Linked DNA regions of Homo sapiens: region 1 is linked to region 2. Evidence: read pairs that join two places in POLR2A ChIA-PET (ENCODE). Cell type or tissue: GM12878. All regions are shown on one strand. Each heading gives the region's core, and the rest is flanking DNA. Links, peaks and the distances in the headings are about the cores only. Region 1 overlaps LIMA1 (LIM domain and actin binding 1). Region 2 overlaps LARP4 (La ribonucleoprotein 4).

Region 1 (15,658 bases), core at 4,333-12,332, 190 kb before region 2:
GAAACCAAAGCTAGCTATTCAAATGGATGTATCAATAGGAACTTCTTACCTCAAATTTAACGACTGTTATAGAGGCTTAGTCAGAGAAATAAGCCTGCAGCTATAAAGGACCATGGGACACAAGCTCTGATGCTAGAAAAAGTACTCTTCTATACATATAAACACAAAATGCACTGTTAACAATTAGAAAGTAAAGCTGACTTATCTACAAACATCAGCTAGATTAAGCTTCCTCCAAACAACAATTTCATATTAATCTCTGATCAGAGACCTCCTAAGTTTTCCTACTGTTTTTAGCTAGGCTTGTATAGGACTCACTATTTGCAAACCCCATAAATATAAAGCCACTAGGTGTTGGAAACAGACATTAGTATATGCTTTGTGGAAAATAGTCCTGTAGTCTACAGCCATACCACCCTCAACGCGCCTGATCTCAACTGATCTCGGAAAATAGTCCTGCAGTCTTCTTTGGGAAGCTGCAGTGAGTGAACCTTACAAACCTTAAGTAATATTAGCAACGTGTTTCCACTGAGTATAAAACCTAGAACAGAAATCCAGGCTGATTCCCTGGTTTTCACTCCTTTCAGTATATACCACCACCTGTCCTACTTCTATGCCTTTACCTCCTGTTGCTCCCCTTCCTCTGGAATGTCTTCAGCATTCTCCAAGCCTACCAAATAACTCTATTCATCTTTCCAAACCAGTTCCATGTGTTAAGCACATCAGAAGAAAAATATGTGACAGGAACAAACTCAAATATTAACTTCAGCAGGTTACTTCCTTTACCTCAGTTTTCTCAACTATAAAAGAGGGGTAAAGCCCCTTCCTCATATAGTTTTTGTTAGGATTCAAAATAGTATATATTTTATATATTTCTTTTTTTTTTTCTGAGACGGAGTCTCACTCTGTTGCCCAGGCTGGAGTGCAGTGGCATGATCTTGGCTCACCACAACCTCCGCCTCCCAGGCTCCAGTGATTCTTCCACCTCAGCCTCCCAAGTAGCTGGGATTACAGGCACGCACCACCACCGCCCAGCTAAATTTTTGTATTTTTTTGTATTATTATTATTTTTTGAGACAGAGTCTCGCTCTGTAGCCCAGGCTGGAGTGCAGTGGCGTGATCTCGGCTCACTGCAACCTCCGCCCCCCAGGTCCCAGTTAAGCAATTCTCCTGCCTCAGCCTCCCGAGTAGCTGGGATTACAGGCATGGGCCACGATGCCCAGCTAATTTTTGTATTTTTTAGTAGAGATAGGGTTTCACCACGTTGGCCAGGCTGGTCTTGAACTCCTGACCTCGTGATCTGCCCGCCTCAGCCTCCCAAAGTACTGGGATTACAGGTGTGAGCCATTGCGCCCAGCCATTTTTTTGTATTTTTAGTAGAGATGGGGTTTCACCATGTTGGGCAGGCTTGTCTTGAACTCCTGACCTCAAATGATCCACCTGCCATGGCCTCCCAAAGTGCTGAGATTACAGGCATGAGCCAGCGTGCCCAGCCAAAATAGTATGTGTTTCTATCAAGGGTCTAGCATGGTGCCTGGCACACTGATTGTAATTAATGGGTTCAGGATTGACAGTTTTGCAATCCTTTCAGCCTTCATGGAGAAAAGACAGTGAACCCAGTATACCATGAGAAGGACCTGTGAGATCCCTCTGCACTTTCTCTCTGCAAGATTAAGAAGGCCCTAAAGATGAAGCCTTTTCCAACCTCTTAACTCTCCTTAGTGCTACTATAGGACCCAAATCCTAATGAGAACTGGCTGGGCTGGACAATGACAGAATAGAGTGGTGAGAAAGGCACTGGGGAAGAGGTGAGAGCCTCACTGAAGTGACTGAGCTGGGCAAGGAAGAAAGTGAGGCCAGGAAGGGGACTGACATCCAGGGCTGGGTGTCCTGGTGAGGTCAAAACACAGGGTCACTGGGAATAAGAGTTAAACAAGTGGAAAAACAGAAGGCTCCAATCAAACAGTAGGTTCTCCAAATGCATCATTTCAGAGAAGGATTCTGAGTGATAGGTTGAGACGGGAGGCAGAGGCATGGGAGACAACATGCAGGTTGCAGAAACAGGGAAGATCAAGAAATTATGAGTCCAGGTTGGGCACAGTGGTTCACACCTGTAATCCCAGCACTTTGGGAGGCTGAGGCAGGAGGATCGCTTGAATCCAGGAGTTCAAGACCAGCCTGGGCAACATAGTGAGACGCTGTCTTTACAAAAATAAAAAATTAGACGGGCATGGTGGTGCATGCCTGTGGTCCCAGCTACTTGGGAGGCTGAGGCAGGAGGACTGCTTGAGCCTGGGAGGTCGAGTCTGCAGTGAACCATAATTGCACCACTGCACTCTAGCCTGGGCGACAGAGTATGACCCTGTCTCAAAAAAAAAAAAAAAAGAGAGAGAGAGAAAAAGAAAAGAAATTATGAGCCCAAAGTATCAGACAGGTCACTGATGTGGACCCAGTGATCCTTTAATGAGGACACCATTGGTGCCAATGGCCCTGGGGGACATTTAGACACATGTGTTAGAATCTTGTTGGGTTTTCTCCCCTATCACTTTTTTTTTTCTTTTTTGGTTGTCACAATGTCATGGGTTCATTTAGAGGAGGGCATGATGATGAATACCCTGCATGGGGAAGATCTGCCTTACCCCAAATGCTACAGCACCCCCAGTGAGAAACACTAAAAAAAAAAAATGATGCTAGAAGCCAGCGTCCCCTGGAGGCTGGCACGCCACTGCAATGAAGGGGAGGATAACAGTGCATTATAGTTAGATGTGAGCCTGAAAGCACATGTCTAGAACTTCAGAAGCAGGCATGAGAAACAATGAATGGGAAACATTATTGGAGATATAGAAGAGTAGCAACCCTGGCCCCCAAAATATTTCAGGGAAGCATGTGCAGAAGGAGCAGGCAGCCAGGCCGGGCGTGGTGGCTCACGCCTGTAATCCCAGCACTTTGGGAGGTCGAGGTGGGCAGATCATGAGGTCAGGAGTTCAAGACCAGCCTGACCAATATGATGAAATCCCATCTCTACTAAAAATACAAAAATTAGCCGGGCATGGTGACATGTGCCTGTAATCCCAGCTACTCGGGAGGCTGAGGCAGGAGAATCGCTTGAACCCAGGAGGCGGAGGTTGCAGTGAGCTGAGATTGCACTATTGCACTCCAGTCTGGGTGACAGAGTGAGACTCCATCTCAAAAAAAAAAAAAAAAAAAGAAAGAGCAGGCAGCCACTGCTCAAACACAGAATGCATGTCATGCATGTCAAGGGAAAGCCAAGTTTAGTTAAAGACAGGTGGGGCTAAGGAGGGTGAAAAGGGTAAGAACGTGGAGAAGTTTCTGTGCAGGACAGGGAGTTTCCAAGTCCCATAATCACATCTCAACACCGTCTGATATCCTTCCCTTTCTCTCTATTCCTGTTCCCCCTTGACCCCCAACAGCTTTCACTTGGGTTCCCAAGAGAGCCTCATAAATTGTCTCCATGTTACCAATCTCTCACCTTTCTAATATAGCTTTACACTGTTGCCAGAAGGCTTTTTCTAAAATACCGGTCTGATCATGTCACTCTCCCCACATGAAAACCAATTGCGTTCCCTGGTTTTCTTACTAAATCCTAACCTTAGCAGAGCATCCGAGGTCTTCCATCTGGCCCTAAATGAATTACACCAGTTCCTTCTCCCTTCTGTATTTTTCCATGGCAGACTGCTTGCTTTCCTATTCCCTTTATTCGTGTTCAGCTTCCATAATCCTTTGCTTCAATCTCCTATCTTAGACTCGACTCATTCCACTTCAAGCTCACTGCTTTGACTCCACAAGTCCATCCCTTCCACTACCAGTGCTTCTTAAACTTCCCTGAAGGTAAAAATTACCTGGGATACTTGTTAAAAACATAATTTCCTGGACTCTATCCACACATACTGAATCAGAATATAGGATGATTTTAAAACATGTCCAGGCCAGGCACAGTGGTGTGTGCCTATAGTCCCAGCTACTCAGAAGGCTGAGGTGGGAGGATTGCTTGAGCCCAGGAGTTTGAGGCTGCACTGAGCTGTGTGGTCACACCACTGCACTCCAGCCTGGGTGACAGAGTGAAACCCTGTCTCAACATTTTTTTTTTAATTAAAAAAATTTAAAATGTCCAAAAAATTCTGACATTCCTCCTATCAGAGAAGGTGGAGTCAAATTGCCCTTCCCCGAAATGAGTCAGCTTTAGTGACTCACTTCTAATGAAGTGAATGTGGTAAAAGTGATACTGTATGACTTCCGAGGCTAGGTCATAAAAGGCAACACAACTTTGAACTCCCCCTTTTCTTCCCTCCTTCCCTCTGTCTCTGGATGATTGCCCTGGGAACTGAGCCACCAAGCCAAACAGCCACATGGAATGGCCATGTGTAGGTGTTCCTACCATGGCCCCAGCTGAGATCCCAGATGACAGCATCAACCGCCTGACTTGTGAGTGAGCCAGCCTTTTGATGATTACAGCTCCCAGCCTTTGGGCCACCCTGGCTGATGCTAAGTAGAGCAGAGATCCTGCCCAAACTGGAGCTTCAAAAGCAAAATAAATGCTGGAATTATTATTATTATTATTATTATTATTATTATTATTTAAGACAGAGTCTCGCTCTGTTGCCCAGGCTGTAGTGCAGTGGCACGATTTCAGCTTACTGCAACCTCCGCCTCCTGGGTTCAAGCAATTCTCCTGCCTCAGCCTCCTGAGCAGCTGGGACTACAGTACAGGCATGTGCCACCATGCTCGACTAATATTTGTATTTTTAGTAGAGACAGGGTTTCACCATGTTGGCCAGGCTGATCTTGAACTCCTGACCTCAAGTGATCCACCCACCTCGGCCTCCCAAAGTGCTGGGATCACAGGCATGAGCCACCGCGCCTGACCGGATGTGTTCTAATGAAGTTTTATTTACTAATCAGCAGCCAGTGGGCTGTAGTGTGCCTGTGTAGGTTACACTTTTCAGCAGAACTTCGTGCAATGATGAAATGTTTCTGTGCTGTTCAATACGACAGTCACCAACAAGTAGTTACTGAGCACTTGAAAAGTGATAAATGCAGCTGGTAAACATTTAAAACTAAATTTTAAATGTTATTTAATTTTAATTAACTTAAACTGAAATAGCCACCTATATAGTGGCTACCACATTGGAAAGTGCAGGTATAGAGAGTGCTTAACGCACCATTCAACCAAATCAAAACTCGCCTCAACACTCATCTCAACCAGAAAGCCTTCCTGATGAGCTCCTGTCTGTGATGCTCTGTCTCTTATTCTGTACCTAATCCTCACTCCTATTCATTTTAGACTTGCTGATATTTTGCTTTATAATTATTTCATAATTATCTTTTTTAAAATAATTTTTGTGTCTATAACTGTTTCTTCCACAAACTAAACAAAAATTCAAAGAATAGAATGTATCTTCTGATTATTACCCTCCTCCTCCTTCTCCACAGTACCTCATATAGTGTTTAAAATCCACGAGGCGCCCAATAAAATTATTTTACATTATGTACTTCCTTCACCAATTTCCCTGACAGGTGGCAATGTGTGCTCCAGACAGATGGTCCTTTTGGACCAGGATCAGCACTTACTTGGAGAATATTTCCACAATAGCCGATGACTTGTTCTTGTTGACAAGAGAAAGTTCTTTGGCTGTTACCCTCAATGATAGTGAGGTCCATTGCCGTCTATTAAATGGAGATGATTCCATCTTGTCTACAGACACTGAAATACCTATGCAATAAAGAAAGTCAGAACATTAGACACAGAAGAGGATTCTCCAACATCCAAGGATTGGCAGTGGTGTGGTAGAGCCCTAAACTTGCAGACCACACTCCTCCACTGTTCTCCCCCAAACTGTGTAACCTTGGTCAAATGATCCAATATCTTTGGGTTGTGGTTTCTTATAAAAGGAGGCTACACCAGATGACCTTTAAGGTCCCTTCCAGTTCCATTTTATGACTGACCCCACTGTGCAAACATCAATTGGCCTTTCCCTGAACTGAAGTCTGTTCCAAAGTCACATTTGGAGTGAAATGTTTCCCTCTTCTGAATTACATCCCAGGGGAGGTACAGTCAGCATCTCAGTAGAGCCAGGTCCAAATTAGTTTCTACCTACATTCAAGTTTCTTTTGGCTGCCCTCTCTCCCCAAGCTCTGCAGCACTGGCCACTCAGTGCCAGGGAGAGAGCTGGGGGCGCAGCGTGGTGTAATAGGAAGAGCAGGGCTTTAAGGTGAGACAGACTTCGGGGAAATCCTAACTTTGTTACCTTGAACATATTATGTAATATTTTCCATTTCACTTTCTTCAGCTAAAAAATAAGGATAATATCTATCTTTAGGAGGTTTTGATATAGATTTAAGGAGATAATATATTTAAAATACTGGGTATATTACAGTAGTATTAAGAGCATTTTAAGTATAATTATTATCATTGACTCTTGTTATAATTCTCATTTTAAAGCCTTTATCAAGGAGAAGTATAATGTACTTTAAGTTCAGGAGACAAACCCTATTTTCCAACATCCCTTTCAGCCAAAGAATACATAAAGCCATACCCTTGATATCACCTAGTCCCTACCCATTAATCTGGATCGTTTGGTTATTTTGCCCCACTAATTACCAAAGGAAAGGAGTTCCAACCTTTGTCCAGAAGACGAGAGATTAGAAATGAGTCAACAGTTTCCTTATTTGAAGAGTGAAAAATATAAAGTACCACTTTGTTTCTGATCCAGGAGTCTTGAAAACTAAAAAAAAATAATAATAAAGTACTGCTAATTCACAGCTTACCAGAAGTAAAAGAAAAATAAAGTACTACTTGCAGCTCTTGGCAACCGAAGAGCATAACTGATCTGGTTGAATGTATGGTTCATCAGGTACTGCTTTCAATAACCTTGACAACTGTAGAACACAGAGAGTATTTAAATCCAGCAACTCAAGCTGCCATTTCACATTAAAAGTCCTGGGTCAGGCTGGGCATGGTGGCTCATGCCTGTAATCTCAACACTTTGGGAGGCCGAGGTGGGTGGATCACTTGAGGTCTGAGGTCAGGAGTTTAGGACCAGCCTGACCAACATGGTGAAATCCTGTCTCTACTGAAAACACAAAATTAGCCAGGAGTGGTAGCGCATGCCTATAATCCCAGCGACTTGGGAGGCTGAGGCAGGAAAATTGCTTGAGGCAGAGGTTGCAGGGAACCGAGATCACACCATTGCACTCCAGCCCAGGCAACAAGGACGAAACTCCGTTTCAAAAAAAAAAAAAAAAAAAAAAAGGTCCTGGGTCAGACATGGTGGTTCATACCTGTAATCCCAGCACTTTGGGAGGATAGCTTGAGGCCAGGAGTTTGAGACCAGCCTGGGTAACATAGCAAGACCCCCTCTTCTCTACAAAAAATTAAAAATTAGCTGGGCGTGGTGGCACACACCTATAGTCCTAGCTACTAGGCCCAGGAGTTGGAGGCTACAATGAGCTATGAATTGCGCCACTGGACTCCAGCCTGGGTGACAGACCAAGATGTTCTCAAAAAAAAAAAAAAAAAAAAAAAAAGTCCCGTGATGCAGAATAAGCAATGGACAATTCTAAAAGACCACACTACTACTGTTCTACATGTAATATTTGTTCTTCCAATGAAATCCTTGTCGGAAAATAATACTAGTTTTGTTAATATGTTTTAATCCTCATGTTGGAAGGCATAGTATGCCCTTTAATGGTAAGGAGCTCTGGGTTAGAGACAGATAAGTCTAAGTGGGAATGTTGGCCTCATCACTTAATGAAAAGTTTCCCTAAAACTTGGATTTCTCATCCATAATAATAGCATTTACTTCACAGTATTCTTATGAGAAATAAATAAGATAAAGAAGAAAAGACCCTGATACAGAATAAGTAAGCAATAAATGTTACTGTTTAGTGTTTTTAATGTTTTCTTTTCTTCCTGAACAAAATAATCTTAATTCTATACATGTACTTTGCAATAAACTGGAATGTACCAAATAATACATGATACCTATTTGTCTATCTGGTATTAAACTGGCAGACTCACCAAACAATGCCAGCCCCTTCTCTAAGATGAAAAAGACACAGAAGCAACAAACATTTCAGCTAAACTTAACTATATAAAACTATCATAGTTTTTTTTAAACTCTGTAAGGCAAGTTAAGGAAATGCTAATGAATGCTTTAAGATATTATTTGGTAGAAATATACTACCAATATAGTTGTGGGTATAAATACTGTCAGTTCTTCCATAAAGATCAACTCTGGATCAAAGGGGAAAAAATATATACAAGATACATTTGCAGGCCAGGCACGGTGGCTCACACCTGCAATCCCAGCACTTTGGGAGGCCGAGGCAGGCAGATCACTTGAGGTCAGGTGTCCAAGACCAGCCTGACCAACATGGTGAAACCCAGACTCTACTAAAAATACAAAAATTAGCCAGGTGTGGTGGTACACCCCTGTAATCCCAGCTACTTGAGAGGCTGAGGCAGGAGAATCACTTGAACCCTGGAGGCAGAGGATGCAGTGAGCTGAGATCATGCCACTGCACTCCAGCCTGGGTGACAGAGTGAATGAGACTCCACCTCAAAAAAAAAAAAAAAAAAAGGTATGTTTCTAAAAAAGGAAAAGGATTTATTATTTGAGATACCGAGCACGATAAAGAAAAAAAAGGTTAACTCCCAAGTCTAAGTCCGTGGTTTTGATTACTCCCAGCCAGAAAGTTAAGAAAAGTCAGAACATCTATTTTGGTATACAGCTAGGAGAGGCACACAGTTCTTAGAGTTCTTACACTCAGGGAATGAGATGACTCTCACCCTGACCACACTTGTCTTCACAGAAGCATAATGTTATTTCTTAGCAATGTGATTAGTACCTATGAAACAGATAAACGTGAGAATCAATACATGATTTTTGATAGACTCTGGTACCAGGCTATTGAATAACTACTTCTTATGAGATGTAGGGAGATGTCCCTGCCTGAATGGTGTACATAATCTACTGTGCTTGCTGACATACACACAAATATTTATAGTACAAGACAGAATGTGGTTAGAGGCTATGCGTGGTGTAGGAATACAAGACCTGATTTTCTGGCTTTGTGAGAGGGAAAGGAAAAGATATCAGATGACTTGGGACTTAAAGAACGGGCAGAATTTCATCAAAGTGAAGGCAGGAGGAGGAAGGAGGAGAATAGCATTAGCACCTTTGGGGAGTGAGTTAAACTCTAGGTGCAAGAGAAGTTGAAGATAGACAAGACTTGGCCAGGTGTGGTGGCTCACGCCTATAATCCCAGCACTTTGGGAGGCTGAGGCAGGCGGATCACCTGAGGTCAGGAGTTTGAGACCAGCCTGCCCAAGATGGCCAAACCCCATCTCTACTAAAAATACAAAAAATTAGCTGGGCGTGGTGGCACGCGCCTGTAATCCCAGCTGCTCGGAAGGCTGAGGCAAGAGACTCTCTCGAACCTGGGAGGCGGAGGTTGCAGTGAGCCGAGATTGCACCACTGTACTCCAGCCTGGGTGACAAGAGCGAAACTGTCTCAAAAAAAAAAAAAAAAAAAAAAAGACATAATGGGGCCTGACTGGGAAGAAAACCATGCTAAGGAGTTTGGGCCATATTTCAATAGTGGGAAGAAGTAACCCATGAGTGATCAGAGATTAGGTCTAATCTTATGTGCTATTTACTTAGCACATGCATGGTTTTTATAACAAAAAAAGTTTCTGATCCTCAATATCCACACCTGTAAGATAAGATCTCTGTAGTGGATTAACCACAGTCTCTCTGGTGGAACACAGAAAGTTTCTGAAAAAGCATGTAACATGACTAACATCATATTTTAAAATATTATTCAGCAGTAGTGTGCAACTTGCTAAGAGGGAAAAAGACTGGAGTCTAAATTACTAGTCAAGAAGATCCTGAAACTAAGTGAGAGGTAATCAAGGTTTAAATTCGTAAATTAATTAGGGTAGGTGGAAATGGAAAAGTGGGAAGAGAGAAATTGACAGTTCTTAGAATAAAATGAACTTAGGGTAAAAGAGAATCAAAGCTGGCATCATCAAACCCGAATGATGGAAGGCTGTTGATTCCATTAACAGAGACAGTAAATATAGAAAGAAGAGGGAAAATGATGAGTGTTGATTTACACATGTTGAGACATACATGTCAGCAAGAGAAATCCAAATGATATACAATAGGAAACTACAAATTCAAAGCTAAAGTTAGAAATCCGACTCTTGGAAGATTTTAAGACACTAACTTTATGCTTTGCATATATCTCAATCCTCACAATCATTCTACAGGATTGGTTTTATTGTCTTATATTTATGGTAACGAAATTGAGATTCAGACATATTAACTTTACAAAGATCACTTAGCTATAAAGTAGCAGAGCTGGGATTCAAACGCATATTCTGTTTGATTCCAAAGTCCATTTTCTTTCAACTACAATTAATGAAGAATGATTAAAACCGCCACTTTTAGCCAATGTAGAAAACCAGCTAGAAAAATCCCTGAACCACCTAGCTGAAAACCCATACAAATTATTTTTCAGTAAGAGAATAGTGGTGAGTATCTTCCCAGAGTGGTGAATATCAGAGATAATCATTCCTGCTTTCAGGGAAACTTAAAAGTTATCCTGGGCTCACTTGGAATACCCTCCATTGTAGTAACTGGCTTTCATTGGCCTGCATTAAAGGTGTGGTATTGGGGCCAGCATGGTGGCTCACGCCTGTAATCCCAGCACTTTGGGAGGCTGAGGCAGGCGGATCACCTGAGGTCAGGAGTTCCGGACCCAGTCTGGCCAATGTAGCAAAATCCTGTCTTTACTAAACATACAAAAAATTAGCCAGGCATGGTGGCAGGCGCCTGTAATCCCAGCTACTTGGGAGGCTGAGGCAGGACAACTGCTTGAACCCGGGAAGCAGAGGTTGCAGTGAGTCGAGATCATGCCATTGCACTCCAGCCTGGGCGACAGAGCGAGACTCTGTCTCAAAAAAAAAAAAAAAAAAAAGAAAGGTATATTATCTCTCCCCACCCACACAGTCTCTCTCAGATATGAGTTCCATTTTCAGACTTTCAGACTCCAAAACCCATTCTCTTCAGTCATATGCATTCTACTACCACATGAACTGTGAAGGAAGAACTGCTGGATTGGAAGACAGTTGGCTGCAAGAGTTAAAGGAAACATATAACAAAAATAAACACAGATTTTTAGCTTCAGAGACTAGAAGGATCGTTGCATGACAAATAAATGGTATACATAGAAAGGGGAACAGTTTGCTGAGAAGGAAGATGCCTTCAGTTTCAGATACAAATGGCAGATTTTTTTCATTAAGAAAGTAGCTTGGAAATCAAGTAACCAAATCCCCTTTTTTACAGTGAGGAAACTGAGATGCATAAAGCTCCAATCATTTTCCAAAGTCACCAGCTGGTTAGTATTAGAGCTAGAGTTCTAACTCCCAGGATCAATGTTCTTTTATCAAACCAGGTAGCTTGAGATGGGCCACTAAATTGTCCTAGGGTAGGGTAAGCTGTAGCTTGGAGATAAAGATCTCTCGAACAAAGGTCCTTGAAAAGTTGAAGAGTGACTCACTGGGAAATCTGCCCCAGGTATCTGCTTCCTCAAGCTGTTGCTTACGGTGAGGCCGGTAACTGCTCCAAGAAACCTATTCTAATAAATTCATTTACAGACTCTCCTGACCAAGGAAACTGTCTCTCAGAAACCAGGCTTGGACAAAAACAGCCGGGCGCGGTGGCTTATGCCTGTAATCCCAGCACTCTGGGAGGCTTAGGTGAGTGGATCACTTAAGTTCAGGAGTTCGAGGCCAGCCTGGCCAACATGGTAAAACCCTGTCTCTACTAAAAATACAAAAATTAGCCAGGCGTGGTGGTGCATGCCTGTAATTCCAGCTACTCGGGAGGGTGAGGCAGAAGAAAAATTGTGTCACTGCACTCCAGCCTGGGCAACAGCACAAGACTCTGTCTCAAAACAAAACCAAAAAAAACAAAACAAAAAAAAACCACCAAACCAAACCAAAAAATAAATGAGCTGGCCCTGCAACCAGCCCTCCCCAAGCCACTAATAAAATCCTGTTCTTATATATCCGATCTCAGTGGCCTCCTCTCTTTTTTTTCTCCTGAGATGGTTACTTATTCAAGCTGTATGGCTTCCTGAACATAGCCTCAAAAAATTAGAACAAAGTAAAAACTACAAACTCACTTATGAAGAAAAAATGGGCCACATGTGGTGGCTCATGCCTGTAATCCCAGCACTTTGGGAGGCCGAGGCAGGCAGATCACATGAGCTCAGGAGTTTGAGACCAGCCTGGGCAACATGGTGAAACCCTGTCTCTACAAAGAAAAAATACAGAAAACTATCTGGCCATGGTGGTGTGTCTGTGGTCCCAGCTACTCAAGAGGCTGAGGTGGGTCACTTGAGCCTAGAGGTTAAGGTTGCAGTGAGCCGTGATCACACCACTGTACTCAACCTGGACTATAGAGCCAGACCCTGTCAAAAAAAAAAAAAGAAAAGAAAAGAAAAAAAAAAGTAAAGAAAAGAAAGAAAAGAAAGGAAAGAAAGAAAAGAAAAACATTATTTTTAAGAAATAGATTGTAGAGTTTTAGTTTTTCTACCAACCTCTCTTCCCAATTTGAATGTCATCAGGTAAAAGGGAGCAATTAAAAGAAAAAAAAAAACTAAAAAACTTCAAGTTGCAAAGGGAATTTTAAATAAAAGCAACATGAAATACATTGCTACATAATGTTTTTTCAGAAAATTACATTTCTAAATTTATATTTCTGTACAAAAATAGTGACTAAATTCACATTCTTGAACATTTTTTGGAAGTTAATAGTTATTTATTTTTTTTTTGAGATGGAGTCTCACTCTGTCGCCCAGGCTAGAGTGCAGTGGCGCAATCTCGGCTCACTGCAACCTCCGCCTCCCAGGTTCAAGCAATTGTCCTGCCTCAGCCTCCTGGGTAGCTGTGATTACAGGCATGTGCCACCACACTCGGCTAATTTTTTTTTTTGTATTTTTAGTAGAGATGGGGTTTCACCATGTTGGTCAGGCTGGTCTTGAACTCCTGACCTCATGATCCGCCCGCCTCGGCCTTCCAAAGTGCTGGGATTACAGGCGTGAGCCACCGTGCCTGGCTGGAAGTTAATAGTTCTTTAACCTTTTTTTTTTAAACTTTTTTTTTTAAACATGGACTGCTTCACAAATTTGTGTGTTAACTTCACACAGGGACCATGCTAATCTTCTCTGTATCATTTCAACTTTAGTATATGTATGACTGAAGTGAGCACTCACCTTTTATTCTGAAACAATTTCATACATAAGAGTTGCAAAAACAGTACAAGAGTTCCCATATACATTTCACCTAGCTTTATCTTATATTACCATAGTACAATTAGCAAAACTAAGAAATGAGCACTGGTACAATACTATTAACTATAGACTTTATTGAAATTCCACCAGTTTTTTAATTAACGTCTTATTTCTGTTTCAGGATCATACACTGCATTTAGTTGTCGTGTCTTCCTAAGTCTACCCCAATCTATGACAGTTACTCTGCTTTTCCTTGTCTTTCATGACCTCGATATTGTTGAAAGTATTGGTCAGATATTATGTAGAATGTTCCTCAATTTGGGTTTCTTGGTTTCTCCAATAAAATAGAATCAAGACTCCTTGGAGAAGCGGTTGATTCCAGAGCTGGGGAAGGGCAAATACAAGATCAGCCTGGAACATCTTGCAATACTCAAAAGACAAAACAAAAAAAAGTTTTTTTAAAAAACATGATATTTTCTCAGATTAGATTGAGATTATAAATGTTTGAAAGGAATAATCCAGAGTTGATGTTCCCTTCACAGTGCATCATATCAGAGGGTACGTGATGTTGATGTGATGTCTTATTACTCACGACATTAGCCTTGATCACATGGTTAATGTGGTATATCAGGTTTCTCCTCTGTAAAGTTATTATTTGTTTTCCCTTTGTAATTCATAAATATTATGAGGGAGAACTTTGACTCTGTTTCTCCTTAAACTTTTTCCCATTAATTTTAGCATTCATGGGTGTGTCTTGCTTATGGCAATTATTACTGGTATTCTAATGGTGATTTTCTGTTACTGTCATCCTTTCTACATTTATTAATTGAAATTCTTCTATAACGAAGATTTGTTCTCCCTCATTTATTCAACCATTTACTTAGAAGATTTTACATTACTTAGAACCATTTACATAGAGATGAAGTCTCCCTATGTTGTCCAGGCTGGTCTCAAATTCCTGAGCTCAGATGATGTTGAAGGCCGAAAGAGTGAGGGTCGTGATCAACTCAGTATACCACTGGAGGCTATATGAGTAAACAGCAAACTGTTCTCATGAATGCAGAATGTTGGCAAACTGACAAATTGCATCTGCCACCCAGAAGGAATGCTGAGGGCAGTCACACCAGCAGTGTTTCTTGTGATTAGGCATAATTGATACCTGTTAACAGTAATATGAACCTGTGATCAATTAAGCAGCTGACCAATCGTTACCTCCTCCTCCCTGCTCTTTCTACCCAATAAATACAAAGGGCTGTGGAAGCTCAGTGGGCTGCCTTTGCTCACTAGAAGCAGGGAACTCTCTTTTTCTTCCTCTGACCCCTTCCTTTAAAATAGTTACTTTTAAGTTTTCATTTCTGCTTTCCACACCCTTAGTTCAGTCTTATAATGATGGTCTCAAGTAGTAACAGTAGTAACTGTCATAGTGATGGTCTCAAGTAGTAACCTTGGCAGTATGCCACAAGATGATCTTCCTGCTTCGGCCCTCCAAAGTGCTAGGATTACAGGCATGAGCCACCACGTCCAGCCCAACCATTTATTTATATTAGGATGGTTTCATAGATAGTTACTTTATTCCCTGTATTATAATCCAATACTATCCTTATTTTATTGCTTAAATTGTTCCAGCTCTTGGAGTTTTTGGCTTGGCTCCAGTGTTCTCTCAACTTGCCCTGTTTTTTGTTTGTTTTGTTTTTAGCACTTCCTTACTTTCTAGCACTGCAAGATGTTCCAGGCTCGTCTTGTATTTACCATGCCTCAGCCCTGGAATCAACTATTTCCCCAAGGAGCCCTGTTTTCTTTTATGGGAGAAGTTAGCATCTGGGCACTACTAGTTATGCTCATTGCCACTGAGATGTCACTGCTTCTAGGCGTCTTAGTGGACAAAACCAAGAATTATATGTATGTATACTGGCCCATGTATACACACTGCTTTTTGTGTGTGTGTGTGTGTGTGTGACAGAATCCACTGTCACCCAGGCTGGACTGCAGTGGTGCAATCACAGCTCACTGCAGCCTACCTCCTGAGCACAAATGATCCTCCCACCTCAGCCTGCCAAGTAGCTGGGACTAGACACATGCCACCGCGCCTGGCTAATATTTTAAATTTTTTTGTAGAGACAGAGTCTCCCCGTATTGTCCAGGCTGGTGTCAAACTCCTGGGCCTAAGTGATCCTCACGCCTCAGCCTCCCAAAGTGCTGGGATTATAGGTGTGAGCCACTGTGCCTGGCCTATAGGCACACATTTCTTTATTTAGCTCTATATCTACCTATACTTTTTTTTTTTTTTTTTTTTTTTTTCTGAGATGGAGTCTCACTCTGTCACCAGGCTGGAGTG
Region 2 (15,658 bases), core at 2,965-10,964:
AGGATACAAGGGCTCTTAAATGACAGGAGTTTGGGTTTGAACATGATCTCTCTGATTCTAAAGCCCATGTTTCATAATCACTGTGCCACAGAGCTTCATGTTAAGTTGCCATGATAAGGTGATATACATTAAAGAAGATGAGGATAATTAGTAACTGACATTGTAATTGATTAGCTATTTAGAACAGAGTGTTATTTTGTTTTATTTTTTGAGACAGGGTTTCAGTCTGTCACCCAGGGTGGAGTGCAGTGGCACAGTCATGGCTTACTGTAGCCTTGACCTCATGGGCTCAAGCGATCCTCCCATCTCAGCCTCCTGAGTAGTTGGGACTACTGGCACATGCCACCATGCCTGGCTAATTTTTGTACTTTTTTGTAGAGATGGGGTTTTGCCATGTTGCCTAGGCTGTTCTCAAGCCTCTGCGCTCAAGCAATCTGTGCACCTTGGCCTCCCAAAGTGCTGGGATTACAGGCGTGAGCCACTGTGCCCCATTTCATTATCATTTTTGCGGTTATTACAATTCATATTCTGAATACATAAAGAGTTCATACACATGAAAAACAGTAAATAAAACAAGGTACCAAATGTTTTGTTGGGTTTTTGAGGAGTTTTTTGTTTTTTGCTTTTAAAATTTTTTTTTCATGTTAAGAAATTTTTCCTCAATCAATGGTTTTCTGAGACAGGTCTTGCCGTGTCACTGAGGGTGTAGTACAGTGGTACGATCATAGTTCATTGCAGCCTCAAACTCCTTGGCTCAAGCAGTCCTCCTACCTCAGCCACCCAAGTAGCTGTGACTACGGGAGCCAGCCACCATGCCCAGCCAATTTTCACTTTTTTTTGGTAAAGATGGTGTCTAGCTATGCTGTACAGGCTCATCCTGAGCTCAAGCAATTCCCCTACTTCAATCTCCCAAAGTGCTGAGATTACAGAAGTGAGCCACTGAGCTCTCAGGCTGCATTTGACCTTTGCTATTTCAGTAGATATTTTCTTTCCTTCTGTTACTTCTTAAGGATACTTAATGTTCACTTAATTTTTTTTTTTAATAAGCTTCTTTCAATCCATTAACAGTTTTACCATTTTGAGTTTTGGTAGTCACCCTTTTTCTGAATCCATATAGCTGTTGGAGTTTCTGTTTACATTTATACTAATTACGGAAAAGAGAAGATATGTTTGCACATTAACTAATGTATGTGTTGTAAGCAAAGCAACTGGATTAAATGAGAATGCGTGAAAATTTGTATTGCCTAGAAAATGTTAATGAAAGATATCACTTGTCCTGTGGGAGGCCAGGCAGGAAAAGGACAGGGGAGATTTCACTAAGCATTTAGCTTGCCACTGGAAGTGAAATACTTACGCTTTGCTTATTGTAAAATAAATCATCCCAAAATCATGTACAAAATACATCTCCTGGCCAAGTGGAGTGGCTCGTGCCTGTAATCTCAGCACTTTGGAGTGCTCAGGCGGAAGGATCGCTTGCATCCGGGAGTTTGAGACCAGACTCAAATATATCTCCTATTAACTCTGTATTTGTTTTGAAACAGCCCATCCTCAGTGGAAAAATGGGCAAAAGTTAAGTGAAGTGATAGGACCAAAGACATGAAGATAGGCTTAACATTACTAGTAAACAAACCAACAAAAAATGCCAATTATTGATGTATTTTTTAGAGTTAACTAATTTTCTTTTTCTTTTTAGGAAGTGAAAGGTTTGTTCAAAAGTGAAAACTGCCCCAAAGTGATAAGCTGTGAGTTTGCACACAATAGCAACTGGTATATCACTTTCCAGTCAGACACAGATGCACAACAGGTAAGAAGAAAACATTTTCTGATACAAGTCCATCCTAGTGGCAAAATAAGTAGTGGTATATTTTAATTGAGAAAATGTGTGTTTACACTGATGTTTATCAAGACTAGTGAGTACCTTGGTCACCCTTTTGCTTTTGCTCAATTGGTTTCCTTTTTGATCATCTTCCTAAAGTTTTTCAGTTTTGATTTAGGAAGTTTGTTTTCTGTCGATAAGAATATTAACATAACAGTTTTAAAATTAACATAGGGATCGAGAACCATGTACCTAGTGGTATTTTTAGTACATAATAGGTCTGCAATAAACAAAATTCTTGGAATTTTGACTTGATGGTTTTATTCTTTTTTTTTTTTTTGAGACGGAGTCTCACTCTGTCGCCCGGGCTGGAGTGCAGTGGCGCAATCTCGGCTCACTGCAACCTCCACCTCCTGGGTTCAAGTGATTCTCCTGCCTCAGCCTCCCAAGTAGCTGGAATTACAGGCACCCGCCACTACACCCAGCTAATTTTTTGTATTTTTAGTAGAGGTGGGGTTTCACCATATTGGTCAGGCCGGTCTCAAACTCCTGACCTCGTGATTCGCCTGCCTCAGCCTTCCGAAGTGCTGGGATTACAGGCATGAGCCACTGCACCCGGTGATGGTTTTATTCTTAATTGTTAACATGTCTTAAAGAGAAATAATCCTTTGAAACACAAATATATCTATGATAAGGGTGTTTAAAAATCACTCACAGATTTTTATTTTTTAAAACAATTTATTAGAAAGTTGATCATTTTTAAATTGGTTTCTAGGGATATTTTGGGTCTGTTTTCAATCCTAATGCATTTTGTCTGCAGTAATCCATGGTGGCTTTTCTACAATAAATATGAACTGTGATTGAGAAGGCGTTACATTTTTACTTTTTCATTCCCTGTCCACCTGCACAGTGGAATCACCTACATAATTTTGTTTTTATAGTTTAATACTAAACTCTCAACATAATAAAGATAACTTTACTGAAATGTTTGAATGCTAATGAAAGTTTTTTTTGTGCTTTGTTAACAGGCTTTTAAATACTTAAGAGAAGAAGTTAAAACATTTCAGGGCAAGCCAATTATGGTAAGAAATAGAGATCAGTGTGAAACCAGAACAGGTTTTGGTTCTCTGTATGAGAATTTAAAAAATACAGACAGATAATATTTTATAAAAACCCATAGTGACTTTCAAAAAGTTTCTGGCTTGGTCCAGGCGTGGTGGCTCACACCTGTGATCCCAGCACTTTGGGAGTCCAAGGCAGGTGGATAGCATGACGCCAGGAGTTCGAGACCAGCCTTGCCAATATGATGAAACCCCATCTCTACTAAAAATAGAAAAAATTAGCCGGGTGTTGTGGCACACGCCTGTAGTTCCAGATACTTGAGAGGCTGAGGCAGGAGAACTGCTTTAACCCGGGAGGCGTAGGTTGCAGTGAGCAGAGATTGCATCACTGCACTCCAGCCTGGGGGACAGAGCAAGACCTTGTCTCAAAAACAACAACAACAAATTTTCTGGCTTGTATTATGTGCTACTTCAGAAAATCCTTTGATAAGCCATAAAAATACTTTGTGTACAGCAATTCTTTACAAAGGGGTAACTTCAAATAGCATGAGGTTTAATTAGATGCTGATTTACAACATATGAGATAATTCCAGATCTCAAAATGAGCAATAGAAATAATTTTTAGTAACAGATGAAAAATATTCACAGTACTTTCAACCTCATCTCAATTAACTGCATCACTACGTACCATCAATACAACCATTTGGAAACCTAGGCATTGTCACTGATGACACATTTGATCCCTGTCTTTACATGTCTAATCTGTTCTCAGGTCCTGTGAAAATGCTTTCCAAAAATCTCCCATTGTTTAGGCTTGAACACTTGGAGTAGCCTCTTAACTGCTGTGTTACCAGTTTTTCCCCCCCTTAACAATCTGTTCTTCACATTGCTACCAGAGCTAGTGTTCTAAACCATAATCCAGTAACATACACTTAGTTCGACTTGATCCTCATTCCCTGTGTGCTATAGTTATTCTTATTTGTAAATGTAATACATTATTCTTACTAATCCCTCTGTGTTGAACTCTGTGTGTCACTTTCTGTTTTAAGCACTTTACATGTATTGACTCATTTAATCCTTACAGGAACCTAATGAGATAGTGCTTTTGTTTTCTTCAGTTTCCTAGTGAGGATAATAAGACACGAGGGTAACCTACCTAGTTTCACATAACTAGTAAGTGGAAGAACTAGGATAACAGTGACTTACATTTATTAAGAGGTTCTAAGAACTTACCATATTTAAATCTCATAATTGCTGTGAAGTAGGTGGGATTATTAGTTTCCATATTACAGATGAGGCTGTTTTCTAGCTGTCATTCTACTTCCTCTGTCTATGATGTTCTTCTCCCTTTTATCTTTCCCTGCTTTGAGGCTTTTATAAAGATATTCTCCTGAGTCTTCTTAATAGCTTTAAAGTTTTAAAGTATTTCAGAAGTGGGTCTTTGGTATATCTGGAATTAATTTTATATATAGTATAAGATAGGAATCTAGTTCTATTTTTCCCCATATATGGAAAGACATTTATTTCAACACTTAATTTTTTGTCATTTCTATTCTTCTGCAACTTCTGCAGCTATGAGATTTGTTTCAGATTCTCTGTTTTCTTTGAGTTCTGCTTCCCTGAACCAATATGGCTGTTTTGTTTTGTTTTGTTTTGTTTTTGAGACTGGGGTTTCTTTCTCTCTGTCACCTAGGCTCGAGTGCAGGGGCATGATCACGGCTCACTGCTGCCTCGACCTCTCAGGCTCAAGTGATCTTCCCACCTCAGCCTCCCAAGTAGCTGGGACCACAGGTGCACACCATCATGCCTGGCTAATTTTTAAATTTTTGGTAGAGTTGGGGTCTATGTTGCCTAGGCTGGTCTCAAACTCTTGAACTCAAACAGTCCTTCCATCTCAGCCTCCCAAAGTGCTGAGATTACAGATGTGAGCCACCACACCATGATTGCATTCCTGGATATCACTGTTTAATTTAATTTAATTTTATTTTCTTAATTTATTTATTTTTGAAATGGCGTTTCACTCTTACCACCCAGGCTGGAGTGCAGTGGCACAATCTCAGCTCAATGCAACCTCCACCTCCTGGGTTCAAGCGATTCTCCTGCCTCAGCCTCCGGCGTAGCTGGGGTTACAGGTGCCTAACAACCACGCCCAGCTAATTTTTGTATTTTTAGTAGAGACGGGGTTTTGCCATGTTTGCCAAGCTGCTCTCGAACTCCTGACCTCAGGTGATCCACCCACCTCGGCCTCCCAAAGTGCTGGGATTACAGGTGTGAGCCACCTTGCCTGGCCAGATATCACTGTTTTAATTATCATCATTTTATAATATCCTTATTTATTTCTGCTAGTTCTTTGTCCTTGACCCTATTTTTCAGGATTGTGTTGGCTCTTCTTAGATCATTACATTTTCAAACAATTTTAGAATATTTGTCTAGTTCCAACAAACAGCCAAACAAAATCTATAATGGAATTAATGGAATTCTGTTCAATTTATTGGTTAAATTGGGGACAGCTGGTTGTTTTAGCCTACATTATTCATTATTATGGTAACTATTATGTATTTCATTGTTAATTCAATTCATTTTTACTACTTTAAAATAATTTTGGTTGCTTTTTCTTCTTGGTGTCTTACTGATTTTTTTTAATGTTTTAATGTCTACAGATAATCACTATTTTGATTATTCCTTATACCTCCCATTTCTTATTTCTATTGCTTTTGCTGGGGGTCTCAGATATAGTAGTAAAAACACAAATATTTTATTATAAGTAATGTTTTTCTCTGCCATTTTAGTTTTTCTTTATGCTTCTTTTGATGAGCCATCACATAGCAACATAAGTTGCAAGAAAATTCACATTAACTTTTATACCATTTATTAAAATCAAATGACCTAACACCTGGAAAGACAGGTGCAGAAGCAAGGAATGCTATACTCCAATCCTGGTGGTGCTTTCTGCCACCAGCTGTTGTATCTTGAGTATGTCAGGCCAACCTGTAAGGTTCTGGTTTGTTTCTTTGTAGTGTCCATGCTCTTCATTTCTAAAGTTCTGTGATTTAGAAGTGATGACGTTGGAGGAAAGGGACATTAAGTGGATAATGTTTATCCACTCATTTCCTAATTTATTGATGATTTCATTAAGAGGCAGTGCTTCATTCTGTTTCAATTGTGATTTCTATGCCTGAAAATAACTGGTATCAGTTCCTTTCAGCCTAAGGAACTTCCATTGGTGTTTGTTACAGTACCAACCAGCAACGAATTCTCTTAGTTTTTCCTTAACTAAAAATGTCTGGTATTTCACACTCTTTTTTGAGACAGTGTCTTGCTTTATCACCCAGGCTGGAGTGCAGTGGTACAATCTCAATTCATTGCAGCCTCCTCTTGCCTCGCACCCACCCCCGGCCCGAGTTAGCTGCAACTACAGGTGCATGCCACCATGCTCAGCTAATTTTTCTACTTTTTTTGTGGTAGAGACGGAGTTTTGCTGTGTCATCCAGGTTGGTCTCTTAACTCCTGAGGGCAAGCGATCCCCCCACTAAGGCCTCCCAAAGTGTTGGGACTATAGACGTGAGCCACTGCGCCCAGCATTTGTGATGAGTATTTTCCATGGATACAGAATGCAGGGATGACAGCTAAAATTATTTTCCATTCTTTTAAGATACCATTCTGGACTCTTGTTTCTGATGAGATGTTCACCATCATTCACATGGTTCTTCCCCTGTATATGATGTGTCCTTTTTCTTTGCCTGCTGTCAAGATGTTTTATTTTTGGTTTCCAGTAGGTTGGCTATGGTGTGTCTAGTATGCTTTTACTTATTATACTTGGGAAATACTAAACTTCTTGGCTCTGTATGTTGATATTCTTTACTGCATTTGGGGAATTTCCAAATACTTGCCAAAAATTTTTTCTGCCCTCTCTTCTCCTTTCTTTTTTTGGTACTCCAATTTCATATGTTGGACTGATTGATGTCACTGAGATTCTGTTCATTTTTCTTCAACCTATTTTTGTTGTTGTTGTTGTTCTCCAGATTGGATCATTTCTGTGGATTTGGGTTCATCTTCAAGTTCACTGAACTTTTCTTTTGCTGTCCCCAATGTGATAGGACTGTCCAGTGAATATTTTAGATGCTGTATTCTAGAGTTTCCATTTTTCAAAATATTTCTTCTCTCTCTGCTGTGATTTCCCCTTAATTTCAATTTATTAGAAACATAAATGTTATCCATGAATATATGTACTTGTAAGAGCTGTATTAAAACTTTGTCTGCAGTCTGACATCTGGGTCATCTTGGAGTCCTTATTTTCCCTCCCTTTTTTTGATTCTTTTTCACCTGCAGTTCCATGCCCTGAAATATTTCTTTCATTGCCGTTTTCTTTTTTTCTTTTTTCTTTTTTTTTTTTTTTTTGAGACGGAGTCTCGCTCTGTCGCCCAGGCTGGAGTGCAGTGGCACAAACTCGGCTCACTGCAAGCTCCGCCTGCTGGGTTCACGCCATTCTCCTGCCTCAGTCTCCTGAGTAGCTGGGACTACAGGCGCCTGCCATCACGCTTGGCTGATTTATTTTTGTATTTTTTAGTAGAGACGGGGTTTCATCATGTTAGCCAGGATGGTCTCGATTTCCTGACCTCATGATCTGCCCACCTCAGCCTCCCAAAGTGCTGGGATTACAGGTGTGAGCCACCGCGCCTGACCAATTGCTGTTTTCTTGACTAGTGGTCTCTCTCTCTCCCTCTCTCTCTCTCTCTCTCTCTCTCTCTCTCTCTCTCTCTCTCTCTCTCTCTCTCTCTCTCTCTCTCTATATATATATATATATATATTTTTTTTTTTTTTTATAGACGGAGTCTCGCTCTGTTATCCAGGCTGGAGTGCAGTGGCATGATCTTGGCTCACCAAAACCTCTGCCTCCTGGGTTTCAAGCGATTCTCCTGCCTCAGCCTCCCGAGTAGCTGGTACTACAGACGCATGCCACCATGCTTGGCTAATTTTTGTAGTTTTAGTAGAGACAGGGTTTCACTATGTTGGCCAGGCTGGTCTCGAATTCCTGACCTTGTGATCCGCCCGCCTCAGCCCCCCAAAGTACTGGGATTGGAGGCGTGAGCCACCACACCCGGCCTAGTGGACTGTATTTTTAAAATAATGCTGTTTACTTGATTTTAGTTCCTTAGGGGACATTTTAACATTAAAGTGTACTATAATGTATGACATTACTTAGGTAAAAGCAATAGCCATAGTTATTTTTTAGGTCTTGTTAAAATCAGTTTGTCAAGGTTGGCCATAATTGATTTCTTATTGTTTGACTGATTGCAATTTTAGGAGTGGAGGAGGGTTCCTGGCCTATGGCTGTAAGGATCATAAAATGTATCTTTCATACATTCATTGCAGTGGTAATTTTATGCTTTCACATGTGTTATTTCATTTGATATTCCCAGCAACTTGGTGTGCCTTTGGTTTCTAATCTAACCTTCTTATATCTTCATATTATGTAGCTTGAGCATCCCAAATCCTAAATTTGAATTGCTCCAAAATCGAAAAGTTTTTGAGTACTAACATGCTGCTCAGTGGAAATGCTCATTAGAGCCTTTTGGATTTTCGGATTTGGGATACTCAACTGGAAAATACAATGCAAATATTCCTAAATACAAAAAAAGCTGGTACCAAGCATTTTGGGTAAGGCATACTCAGCCTGTGGTTTTATTAAAAGGGTCAGCAAACATTTTCTTTGAAGAGCCAAACAGTAAATATTATAGATGTTGATGGCCATGTAATTCCTGTTGCAGCAACTTGCAGGGCAAAAGCAGCCACAAGCAGTGCATAAAATGGTCTGCTTTATAAATTTACCAAGTGTTAGAGCATTTTTTTCCTTTTTAAAAGTAATATAGGAATTTGAAGCATATAAATTGATAAAATGGTATAATTAGTTACTGTTTACCCATTATCCAATTTTTTCCCCCAGTTTTATTTATTTTATTTTATTTTTTAAAGAGACAGGGTCTCACTTTGTTGCGCAGGCTGGAGTACAGTGTGCGTGATCATAGCACACTGCCACCTTGAACTCCTGGGCTCAAGGGATCCTTCTGCCTTCAGAGTAGCTAATTATTTTGTTTGTTTGTTTGTTTTTGTGGAGACAGGGTCTTGCTGTCTTCCCAGGCTGGTCTCAAACTCCTGACTCAAGTGATCTTCCCACGTTGGTCTCCCAAAGTGTTGTGATTACAGGTGTCAGGCACTGGGCCCAGCTCCGCACCACTCCCCCCCCATTTTTTTCTATTTTTTTTGAGACGGAGTCTTGCCGTGTTGCCCAGGCTGGACTGCAGTGACGCAATCTCAGCACATGGCAACCTCTGCCTCCCAGGTTCAAGGAGTTCTCTGCCTCAGCCTCCCGAGTAGCTGGGATTACAGGCACCTGCCACCACGCCCAGCTAATTTTTGTATTTTTAGTAGAGATGGGGTTTCACCATCTTGGACAGGTTGGTCTTGAATTCCTGACCTTGTGATCCACGCGCCTCGGCCTTCCAAAGTGCTGGGATTACAGGAGTGAGCCACCAGGTCTGGCCCCAGCCCCCAGTTTTAAAATTTTGGCAAAATGGACATACAATATACCATCTTAATTGTTCTTATTTTTGTTTGTTTTATCTTTTTCCCCCCATCTTAACTGTTCTTAAGTGTACAGTTTAGTGCTATTAAATACATTCACAATGATTTGCAGCCATCACTGCCATCTATCTCCAGAACTCTTTTTATAAGACTGAAACTCTATAAATGTTACCCAATTTTAACAGTTAGTAGAAAATGGCCATTGTTTCCTCTATATTCCCACTCATTTCTCTCCACAACCCCAGTCATCTTGAAGCAAATTTCAACCTTAATTTCAGATTTCATCCATAAATAAATTAAGATTTGTATCTCTATCAAGAGGGATTCTTTCCCTTTTTTTGAGACTGCGTCTTGCTCTTATGCCCAGGCTGGAGTGAAGTGTGGTCTTGGCTCACTGCAACCTCTGCCCCACTGGGTTCAAGCAATTTTCCTGCTTCAGCCTCCTGAGTAGCTGGGATTACAGGCACCCACCACCACGCCTGGCTAATTTTTGTATTTTTAGTAGAGACAGGGTTTCACCATGTTGGCCAGGCTGGTCTCAAACTCCTGACCTCAGTTGATCTGCCTGCCTTGGCCTCACAAAGTTCTGGGATTGCAGGCGTGAGCCACTGCACCCAGCCGAGATTCTTTCTTAATACATGACGACAATATCATCATTAGACTTTTAAAAATGAACAATGTCTTGAACATTATCAAGTACCTAGTCACTTTTCATATTTTCCTGATTCCCCTTCTTTCTCGTTTTTTCCTCTTTAAAAATCTGGTCTGGACACTGTGGCTCGTTCCTGTAATTCCAGCACTTTGGCAGGCAGATCACATGAGGCCAGGAGTTCCAGACCAGCATGGCCAACATGGTGAAACCCTGTCTCTACTAAAAATACAAAAATATTTAGCCAGGCTTTGTGGCTTATGCCTGTAGTCCCAGCTACTCGGGAGGCTGAGGCCCGAGAATCATTTGATCCTTGGAGGAGGAGGTTGCAGTGAGCCGAGATCACACCACTGCACCCCCAACATTGGCGGCAGAGCAAGACTGTGTCCAAAAAGAAAGTAAAATAAAAAATAAAAATCTGTAGTTTTTTCCTATAACTTTGTATTTTTTTCTTTTGGAAGTTTATGGGTAAGATAATCATTATCTGTCTTGCAGTGTTTCTTGGAATATAGATTTTGCTGCCTTTATTCTTGAGTGCAGTTTAACATGATTCTCTGTCCTTTCTCTCCTGTTTTTCATGCAAATTGGTCGCTAGATCTTTTTTTCTTTTTCTGTTTTTTAAAGACATGGCTATCATGGAAAGTAGCTAGATACTGATCTGTCTCCCATATTTCATGCATTTTGGTAGCAAGAGGCATGATGCCTTGCTACCTTGGTAGCAAGGGTTTGATTTTTGGGGCAATAGAGAGGATACAAAAGCTAGCTGCTATGCTCATTGGTCTGTTAATTCATTAGAGATTGCTAAAATTGTGGTATTTCTCTATCTATTTTTCATTTATTAGAAACTCTTACTCATCTTCATTACCCTGAGTTACAGGTTCTATGTGAAATCCATGTTACATGCTTGACTCTGGCTTTTATTACCAGTTTTTAAAAGTGTTGATTTTTTAGCCAATTTTTATCTGTTTTCGGTTTTGAATATTTAAACATATTTGGGGTGTTTACTGTTCGTGTTGATATTGGCCTCTTTGAATTGACTCCTGAGACCTTTTGTTATACAGCCATAGCAATTTTTTTTTTTTTTTTTTTTTTTTTTTTTGAGATGGAGTTTTGCTCTGTTGCCAGACTGGAGTGCAGTGGCACGATCTCAGCTCACTGCAACCTCCGCCTCCTGGGTTCAAGCGATTCCCCTGCCTCAGCCTCCCAAGTAGCTGGGACTACAGGTGTGCACCACCACGCCCAGCTAATTTTTTGTGTTTTTAGTAGAGACATGGTTTCACCATGTTGGCCAGGATGGTCTTGATCTGACCTCGTGATCCGCCCGCCTCAGCCTCCCAAAGTGCTGGGATTACAGGCGTGAGCCACCCTGCCTGGCCAGCCGTAGCAATCTTTACTGGTTACCTTGCTGTGCAGTTTGTCAAGATGTTCCAGGCTCTTACACATTTCATGCCAAAGGACTGGAGTCAACCAGTTCTTTTAAATCCTTAGGCTACTTTATGGGGAAATGGTATTTTGTGGACCACTGCCTAGACACAAGTAGTATTTGTGTCTACTGGTTTTGTCATTGTTTCTAAGCTTTTTTAGACAGAGCTGTTTAGTTTTTATGTTTTAAGACAAAAATGTAGGTTTGTACTGATGCTTACAATTTAAATTCAGGCTGTATGGTTTTCCTTTCTTCTGCCTCATGTCTGTTTCTCCTTTTTCCCATATGAAAATCTCGGAAAAAAATCCGCCTCCTGGGTTCAAGCAATTCTCCTGCTTCAACCTCCCGAGTAGCTGGGATTACAGGTGTGCACCACCATGCCTGGCTAATTTTTTGTATTTTTTTAGTAGAGATGGGATTTCACTATGTTGGCCAGGTTGGTCTTGACTCCTGACCTCAGGTGATCCACCTGTCTTGGCCTCCCAAAGTGCTAGGATTACAGGCATGAGCCATTGTGCCTGGCTGCCTTGTCTCCTGTTAATTTTTTTTTGACTTAATAGTGTATTCTGGAAGTCACTTCATAATGGTGTTTAGAGCATTTTTTCAGTTCTTTTTTACGTTTATGATACTCAGTTGTTTGGATGTACACGTTGTGTTCAACTGGTGATGGACTGTTGGGTTGCTTCTGGGGCCCATAGGTTTCCTCACCTTTTACAATTAGTGTTAGTGAATAGTCACGTGGGTATATTTTTTCCCCACAGCTTTATTAAGTTATTCTAGTTGGCAAATCAAATTGTATACATGCCTTTTTGGTATTGCAAACATTTAAAGTCAGCAATTTTGAATTACATAATACATTATTATTAACTATCATCACCCTGCTCTCCAGAACTTATTTCTTCTAACACAAACTTTATACCCTATGAAACATTTCCCCAGTCCCTGCCTCCCCCTATCCCTAGCTTATGGTAACCACCATTATACTGTCTCTATGAGTTCCACCTTGTTAGATTTCAAATACAAGTGAGATCATGCAGTGTTTGTCTTTATGTGCCTGCCCTATTTCACTTAGCATAATGTCTTCTAGGTTCATTCAGGTTGTCACAAATGACAGGATTTCCTTCTTTAAGACTGAATGGGTCTGGGCATGGTGGCTCATGCCTGTAATCTCAGCACTTTGGGAGGCCAAGGCAGGCGGATCACCTGAGGTCAGGAGTTCAAGACCAGCCTGGCCAACATGGTGAAACCCCATCTCTAGTAAAAATATGAAAATCAAGGCCAGGCGCGGTGGCTCATGCCTGTAATCCTAGCACTTTGGGAGGCTGAGGCGGGTGGATTGCCTGAGCTCAGGAGTTCCAGACCAGCCTGGGCAACAGGGTGAAACCCCGTCTCTACTAACAATACAAAAAAATTTGCTGGGTATGGCTGTATGTGCCTGTAATCCCAGCTACTCTGGAGGCTGAGGCAGGATAATTGCTAGAACCTAGGAGGTGGAGGTTGTGGTGAGCTGAGATCGTGTCATTGCACTTCAGTCTGGGCCACAGAGTGAGACTCTGTGTCTTAAAAAAAATACAAAAATCAGCCGGGCGTGTTGGTGGGTGCCTCTAATCCCAGCTACTCAGGAGGCTGAGGCAGGAAAATCATTTGAACCAGGTGGCGGAGGTTGCAGTGAGCCAAGATTGCACCACTGCACTCCAGCCTGGGCGACAGAGCAAGACTCTGTCTCAAAAAAATAAATAAATAAACAACTGAATGGTATTCCAGTGTGTGTGTACACCACGTTTTCTCCATCGATTCATTTGCTGTGGACACCGGGTTGTTTCCATATGTTAGCCACTATAAGTAATGCTGCAACACAGACAGTAGTGCAGATACCCTTCAGCATACTAATTTCATTTCCTTTGGATATACATAGGGTTGTTGGATCATACGGTACTTCTATTTTTAACTTTTTTTTGACCCAGAGTCTTGCTCTTGCCCAGGCTGGAGTGCGGTGGCACAATTTCAGCTCACTGCAATCTCAGCCTTCCAAGTAGCTGGGATTACAGGCGTGTGCCACCATGCCCAGCTGATTTTTGTGTTTTTGGTAGAGACGGGGTTTCACCATTTTGGCCAGGCTGGTCTGGAATTCATGACCTCAAGTGCTTTGCCCGCCTCAACCTCTCAAAGTGCTGGGATTACAGGCATGAGCCACTGAGCCTGGCCTATTTTTAACTTTTGAGGAATCTCCATACTAGTTTCCATACTGGCTATACTAATTTACCTTCCCAGCAACAGTGTACAAAAGTTCCCTTTTCTCCATATCTTCTCTAACACTTCCTGTTGTTTTTTTTGCTGCACCCATTTTAATAGATGTGAGATGCTATCTTGTGATTTCAACTTACATTTCTTTGATGATTAGTGATTTTGAGCATTTTTACATATGCCTGCATTTCTTTTATGAGTGAGTTTAGCATCTGTTTCATATGTTTAAGAGCCGTTTGCCTTTTTTTGTTCTGTGAACGCTGTTCATAGCATTGTTGGGCCTTTTCATGTCTGTTTTTACAATTCGTGTATTAGAGATACTAGTACCCTTGCCTGTGATGAGCTACAATTTACTGTTTTGACTTAGTTTTTTGGGAGGTTTTTACTCTGCTTGTTGTTGTTGTTTAGAGACAGGGTCTCGCTCTGTTGCCCAGGCTGGAGTGTGGTAGTGCGATCATAGCTCACAGCAGCCTCCAGCTCCTTGGCTCAAGCAGTCCTCCCCACTCTGCCTCCCAAGCAGCTAGGACTACAGGTTGCATGCCACCATGCCCAGCTTTTTTTTTTTTTTTTTCCTTGTAAGGGATGGGTCTCACTGTGGTACCCAGGGTGGCCTCGAACTCCTGGGCTCATGCGATCCTACCCCCTTGACCTCTGAAAGTGCTCAGGTTACAGGTGTGAGCCAGCACACCTGGTTATTTTGACGTGTGTTTGTGTGTGGCGGGGGGGGTTTTACCTTGTTTACTATGGTTTTTATACCATGAAAACGTTTTTATTATTTATTAATTAATTAAAGCTGTCATTTTCTTTTCTTTTGCTCTACTGATTCTACTGTAGGCAGAAATAGTATAGTCATGTAAAATATATGTTAAAATGTAAATTAAATGTATTTTTTAAAATATACACTTAATTCTTTGTTGCTATAATGTGTTCCTCTTCTAGGCAAGGATAAAAGCCATCAATACATTTTTTGCTAAGAATGGTTATCGATTAATGGATTCTAGTATCTATAGTCACCCCATTCAAACTCAAGCACAGTATGCCTCCCCAGTCTTTATGCAGCCTGTATATAATCCTCACCAACAGTACTCGGTCTATAGTATTGTGCCTCAGTCTTGGTCTCCAAATCCTACACCTTACTTTGAAACACCACTGGTAAGTGAGATCCTTACAATAAAATATAATAATATTTTTAATTTGAGCTGAAATTTGAAGAAATCAGTTGGAGTGGGAGCTCATTTATGTTGACATTGATGACTTTTTGGCCTTTATTTTATTTTATTTTTTGTATTTTTCGTAGAGATGGAATTTTGCCATGTTGCCCAGGCTGGTCTCGAACTCCTGTGCTCAGGCAGTCCACCCGCCTCAGCCTCCCAAAATGCTAGGATTACAAGCCACTATGCCCGGCCACTTTTTGGCTTTTAAACAGTGATATGGATATCTAATTCTCCATACCAAATAAATGCATATGACTAAGAGGTGAGCTATTAGAGCGCATAATTTTATTCCATAAAATTTGCTGAGTGAATTGAAAGAAGAGACTGGATAACTTTTGCGTGATTTTAAATGCATTTTAGTGTTGCGAAATGTCAGACCAGACATTCTTTACTAAGTTATGAATTGTTCATAAATCCAGTGGTACTTGAAGTGAATATTGCAGAAATGAATCAGTAAAATATTTTAAGATATTTTTGGCTTGTAAAAGATAAATTCATAAGCTCATTAAGGTTCTTGTGACCCTCACACCAGATTTTACCTTTGCCATTAATATTGTTTAAACATACATTTTTTTCTAGGCTCCCTTTCCCAATGGTAGTTTTGTGAATGGCTTTAATTCGCCAGGATCTTATAAAACAAATGCTGCTGCTATGAATATGGGTCGACCA

What was found. Peaks named below come from ENCODE experiments on the same cell type or tissue, not always from the same donor. Only the 100,000 strongest peaks of a DNase experiment are listed, where the experiment ranks them.
Region 1: POLR2A ChIA-PET joins it to region 2 with 16 read pairs; 2 of 35 experiments call an interaction of 5 or more read pairs at or near these places.

Annotation. Positions count from the first base shown.
Region 1 is chr12:50,243,044-50,258,701 of GRCh38, forward strand. It overlaps LIMA1 (LIM domain and actin binding 1), which reads right to left. Exons shown (of 11, transcript NM_016357.5): 2 at 5,590-5,731. The coding sequence starts at 5,708. It also overlaps the pseudogene RNU6-1093P. Among named protein-coding and RNA genes, the nearest start is that of MIR1293, 17 kb to the left of the region's middle. RefSeq lists a silencer at 3,927-3,976. In GM12878, for the core only: no CTCF peak of the experiment used is centred there; a DNase peak (open chromatin) is centred at 11,132; H3K4me3 peaks cover 2,825 bases; H3K27ac peaks cover 3,861 bases.
Region 2 is chr12:50,438,746-50,454,403 of GRCh38, forward strand. LARP4 (La ribonucleoprotein 4) reads left to right here. Exons shown (of 16, transcript NM_052879.5): 7 at 1,694-1,804; 8 at 2,845-2,898; 9 at 14,715-14,927; 10 at 15,569-15,658. Among named protein-coding and RNA genes, the nearest start is that of SNORD133, 10 kb to the right of the region's middle. In GM12878, for the core only: no CTCF peak of the experiment used is centred there; a DNase peak (open chromatin) is centred at 4,047; H3K27ac peaks cover 756 bases.